2 separate regions of the Homo sapiens genome follow, and region 1 is linked to region 2. Evidence: chromatin loops called from intact Hi-C (ENCODE). Cell type or tissue: heart left ventricle. All regions are shown on one strand.

The links. Peaks named below come from ENCODE experiments on the same cell type or tissue, not always from the same donor. Only the 100,000 strongest peaks of a DNase experiment are listed, where the experiment ranks them.
Region 1: it touches region 2 in a loop (4-fold over the local background); 24 of 110 quality-filtered maps call a loop at or near these places.

What each region holds. Positions count from the first base shown.
Region 1 is chr2:69,177,445-69,179,944 of GRCh38, reverse strand. All of the region lies in intron 14 of ANTXR1 (ANTXR cell adhesion molecule 1), which reads right to left. Among named protein-coding and RNA genes, the nearest start is that of MIR3126, 75 kb to the right of the region's middle. RefSeq lists an enhancer at 1,274-1,568 and a silencer at 2,294-2,500. In heart left ventricle, no CTCF peak of the experiment used is centred here; DNase peaks (open chromatin) are centred at 1,484 and 2,384; H3K4me3 peaks cover 624 bases; H3K27ac peaks cover 1,378 bases.
Region 2 is chr2:69,306,577-69,309,076 of GRCh38, reverse strand. No RefSeq gene overlaps it. Among named protein-coding and RNA genes, the nearest start is that of GFPT1, 79 kb to the left of the region's middle. RefSeq lists enhancers at 1,690-1,739, 2,225-2,500 and a silencer at 1,970-2,119. In heart left ventricle, a CTCF peak has its summit at 1,528 (motif pointing right); DNase peaks (open chromatin) are centred at 1,286, 1,536 and 2,076; H3K4me3 peaks cover 1,011 bases; H3K27ac peaks cover 1,612 bases; H3K27me3 peaks cover 748 bases.

The sequences.
Region 1 (2,500 bases), 130 kb after region 2:
TGACCCTTGTATTCTAAGTGCAAAGTAGGTGCTCGATAAACACATATTGCATTCATGATAACACACCATTGAATTTATGCAGCCTTTCCCATGTTATGTGCCAGTCACTCTTTTGAGCACTTTAAATGTATTATTAATCCTTTAATCTTGCAACCACCCAGGAAGGTACATGGTGTTATTATTCCTATTTTAGAGAACGAGAATAGAGACGTTAAATGACTTAGGTCACCCAGCTTGTATGTGACAGAGCTGGATTTGAACTCATGCAACCTCATTCTCCTTTGATTGTTTCTCAGCATTGGCCAGTCTGGATTTTGTTCTTTTGTGGTTTGCTTTTCCAATCATTTGATGGCAACAAATACACGCTCATTTTTGACTTCTCCTTGTACCTGCTAATTTTGATAATTTTTTTTTTTTTTTGGAGACAGGGTCTCACTCTGTCACCCAGGCTGGAGTGCAGCCTCAACTACCACAGCTCAAGCAATTCTCTCACCTCAGCCTGCCTGAGTAGCTGGGACTACAGACACATATCAATGCACCCAGCTAATTTTTCTATTTTTTGTAAAGATGGGGTTTTGCCATATTGCCCAGGCCGGTCACAAACTCCTGGGCTCAAGTGATCCTCTCACCTCAGCCTCCCAATGTGCTGGGATTACAGGTGTGAGCCACCGCACATGGACTTAATTTTGATAATTTATAACTGCAAAATATAACAAAATAAAGTCCCCAACACAATAAAATATTATAGTTCATATTACTTTACCTTAGAATTTCCGAGGTTTCTTTCACCTTATGATGTGAAAGCAGGAATCTTATATGTCCTATATGTGGTTAAACTTTACATTGGAGGTGGATGTATGTTTCTGTGTAAGTGGCTGTGAACACAGATATACAAAATATGGCTCTGAAAGCCTGGGCATTCCCAGTCTGGGGCAGTTTTCCAAAGGAGATAACAGAAATTCTATCCCCTAAAGCTGAACACAGCAGCACCACGAACGTTAAGAAACTCCAAGAATAAAGCCGCTTTATTCCACAGGGGACTCAACTAGGTTCATGAGCCTCTTAATTTTTTAGGAGCTCATCTAATTAAGTCTTTTCACTGCACAGAAGAGGAGTCAGATCTAGAGAAATGAAGTGACCCCTAAAGGTGAAGTTCTGGTGTGGTTTTCTGATGCCTTGTCCAGGGGTTTTTCTCCCCCTATATTTTACGAAAAGAACTTAAAGAAGGATTTACAACTGGCTTTCTCTAATTCGCAACCCCGCTGAGTGCTCAGGATATAGTAAGATGCATGAAGCCGGTTTCCCCGCTTTCCAGGTTCCACTTGCACACGGGGGCAGTTCTCCCTCTAGTCCCTGGCCCCTCCCTCTTGCCCCTGGCCCCTCCCTCTTGCCGCTGGCCCCTCCCTCTAGTCCCTGGCTCCTCCCTCTTGTCCCTGGCCTGGGGAAGGAGGCGCCGCCCTCGTGCTCAAGGGCAGGGCCTGGCCTTCTCGCAACAGGAAATGCCTAGGGCTTGGGCAATCTCCACACGCTGCCGCGCCACCGAGCCCGTCGCTTAATCCCCTGACCGGAGCTGGCCTGCCAAGCTCAGACAACAGCACCAGGCAGCACAAAGGCCCAGGGGCTGACGGACGGGAGAGTCAGAGTTTCCCCTGCAGTTAGCATGGGTCTGTTTACACATTCTGGAGACAGAAGGGTTTTGCAATCCCCAGGAAGAGAAGGGAATCTTTGATGTGTCTTTCCATTTGGCCAAAAATGGACGGAGTAGAATCCCAGCCCCTCAGCAAGGCCACTAAGAAACTCGGCAGCACTGGAGGGTGGATTTTTACATCTCATTAAATCATAAAGGCTCTTGAGATCTTCCTCCTACACTGCCCTTCAAGGATGGTAGCAGGGAGGGAGAAAACACCAGTATAGAAATCCTCAGTGTGAGCTGGCTTTCCTTTAGTAAACAAAACAAAACAAAAACCTTGCTGTCCTCTATGGTTATTGGAGGATGGGGCTGGATGAGCCCAATTGCTGTGAATGAGAAATCAGGGGCTTGTGGGGAATGAGAAGATGAGCAGAACAGAGTGGGGCAGAGCTACCAGTGAACAGCTACGACCCCCAATCCCCCCGAGTGGTGGGGGTGGCCGGTGGTAAATAAGAGTCCCTTTAATATTCCGTCAGGGGTTGTGGGCTGCACTATACTTTTAAACCTTCAGTAAAATTTGCTGCGCAGTTGGATTTGTGCCAGAGCTGCTAGATCGTGTCTAGCAAACCGAGAAGATGAGATAACGCGGAAGAAGCGAGGAGTAGGAGTCAGTGGTGCCTGGGAGAAACCGCAGGGATTGGGGAGGGAGGCCGGTTTCCCATCAAGGGAAGTTGTGTTTAAATCTGAAAGGATGTGGTGGCTCCAGACGTCCAGCTGGCTGGAGCTTGGGTAACACAAATGGCAGCACATTCCTCAGATGGTAGAGGCCCCTTCTGACCTGCGTGTCCTCAGGCAGACCTGGGTGTGCCT
Region 2 (2,500 bases):
GACACAGAGTGACCAGAAATGCCAGCCAGCTTGGGCAAAGCCACTTGCCTTTTCCTCCCTCTGGAACATCCAGCCACCTCTCTAGACCTGCCCAGGAGCTCAGAGCAGCCTAGGAGGTCCTCTCAGTTGTTGCCCCCTCACTGTCCTCTGGGGTCTCCAGAGCCAGCAGGGAGTACTGAGGGTCCCTCCCAGCTGCAAGCTCCAGAATTCTCTACAGATGCCACTGCCAGGGTTACCCTGTGAATAAACTGGTTCTACTCCAAGGGTGTCACACGTGCATGATGTAGGTAGACATGGCATCGGGACTCCAATGATCCCAGACAGAATCTGCATGACCTCCTGTGAATATCGCCAGCAGCAGCCAATCTGTGGGTCCATATTTTGGCTTAATTCCCCCAGCTTTGGGGTCCTTCATAACGACAGGACATTGGTGTCCTCCTCCACCACTCCAAATGCCACAGGCATTTATCAAAGTCCCCAGGAGTTTGCGTGTGTGTTTAGGAAGAAGCCCATTACGTCTTCTGCGGGTCTGGGTTAGCAATCGTCTGCACCTGTTGTGCCCTCTCCTCAGGGCCCATGCCTTGCCCCGCAAGCTGGTCACCCCACAGCGGCTGCTCCTGAGGTATTACCAGGCTCAGTTCTTGCACTGAGTGGGGCTGGGACCACATACCACAGGGTCACTCTCTCATTCACTGCTCCACCATCTCCTTTCCACTAAACTTTCTTCTGCACTAAAAGATCCTCATATCCCCTGCCATGAACACCACAGCCATCTATTTCAGCAGGTGACCCCCTGTTAAACAGAGCCACCAGAGAGACCCCCAGGAGCACAGCGCTGGTTGGAGAACACCACAGCTGGGGTCTAGATGTCCTCATTCTCGGCCTTCTTCTTTTATACCCAAACGATGCTTTCTCTGTTAATAATATCTGAGAGAACTGTTGCTTAAAAATGTAAAACGAAACCACCGTGTAAATGGAGCGGGGTCTTCCTTGGAAAGTCTAACCTTGGGGGCACCTAGTTGATGTAAAGAAACCACTGGCTGTCAGAGGGGAAGGGGGATTTGAGGACAGCCGAGTCAGGGAGCGTGGAGCAGCCAGGCTTTGTGGCAGGGCCTTCCACAGGGGCATGCTGGAGCTCAGCACTGAGAGCACCGGGAAGAGAGGGACAGCAATGGGCACCTCAGCCCCTCAGCAGGAGAAGATGGCGACCGCCACAGTGGCCCAGACTCCTGGAACTTCTGAACTACTTGGTAATTGGTTGGAATTTTCGGGGGTCCGCAGAACCCACAGTTCTCCAGGTGGAGCCGAACCAGAAAAATGCTACTTTGTGGTGTTACTGTGACCCCCACCCCCGCGCCGTATCCACCCCAGGTGCATTGATTAGGAAGTTGGTTCTGGCTATTTAAAACAGTGCTGAAACAGGTGGGTGTGAGCGGGGGAGCGGAATCACACAAACCGCGCTGGTCACAGCAGAGGAGCGCCCCACACGACAGCCTTGCGGAGACGGGCAGCGGCCACACGGGGGCAGCGCCTTCCCAGCCTGAATGAGCACAGACGCCGCGAAGCCCCCGAGAGTCGAGAGGAAGCGCAGTTAAGGGGCGGCCACGCGTCTCGGCCCTGTGCCCTTCCTTACATTTCTCGCTCTGCGGGGCGCGCCATGCCTGCAAACACAGGGCATCAATGGTCTTGGGAGGCTGGAATGTGGGGTGTGCAGAATCCATCCAGCGCAGTCTAGGGCAGGACCCAAGGGACACCCTGTGGGGGTGCTCTGGGCTGGTCCCCTCCAAGCCCCTCTGCCCGCTCCCTGATCTCACTCAGATCGGTCCCCTCTCCCTCAGAGAGCGGCCCTTGAGCTTCAGGCACTTTTCTAGGCCCTGGGGGCACAGCCGTCCCGGGGCGCCGTCTGGAGGGCAGGGACAGTAGTGTCCCCGCAGCGCCTCCTACCTGCCACCACCTCCACCTGTGCCGGGAGCCCCAGACCCGCCGGCCGAGCCGGGTGCGGAAGAGGCTGCAGGCGCCCGGGGCCCGGCCTTCGGAAGTAGGGGTCGCAGAGGGGCTCCGGCCTTGCGGTATCTTGTGTCGGCCGCACCCCAGGGTGTGGCTCTGGAACGGGTAGTGGGGAAGCTGCGGCGGCGCGCAGTGATCCCAGCGGGGCGTCTGGAGACAACAGAAGGGGCGGTGCTCACGGGACCGGCGTCTTTCCCGGGGGCCACAGTCGGGCCAGCGGGGCATCTCTCCGGACGGCCCCTCCCCGCTCTCTCTGCTCGGATGTTCACGCTTCCACCCTCAGCGCGGGGCCGCCCTGCCTCCCCCTCCGGAGCCCCCAAGCGGGTGTCAAGGGCAGCCGCACCCACGCGGAAAGCTCAGTTTCCCCTCCTGTCCTTTAGGTTTCTGTGGCTTCTTTCTGCCTCCGTAGCTGGAGCCAGGACGTGGCCGTGGTCCGGGAGAGCTGCGCCCAGAGTCCCGGCTTCCTGCGTGAGGGGGAGCGGCTGGGAAGCGG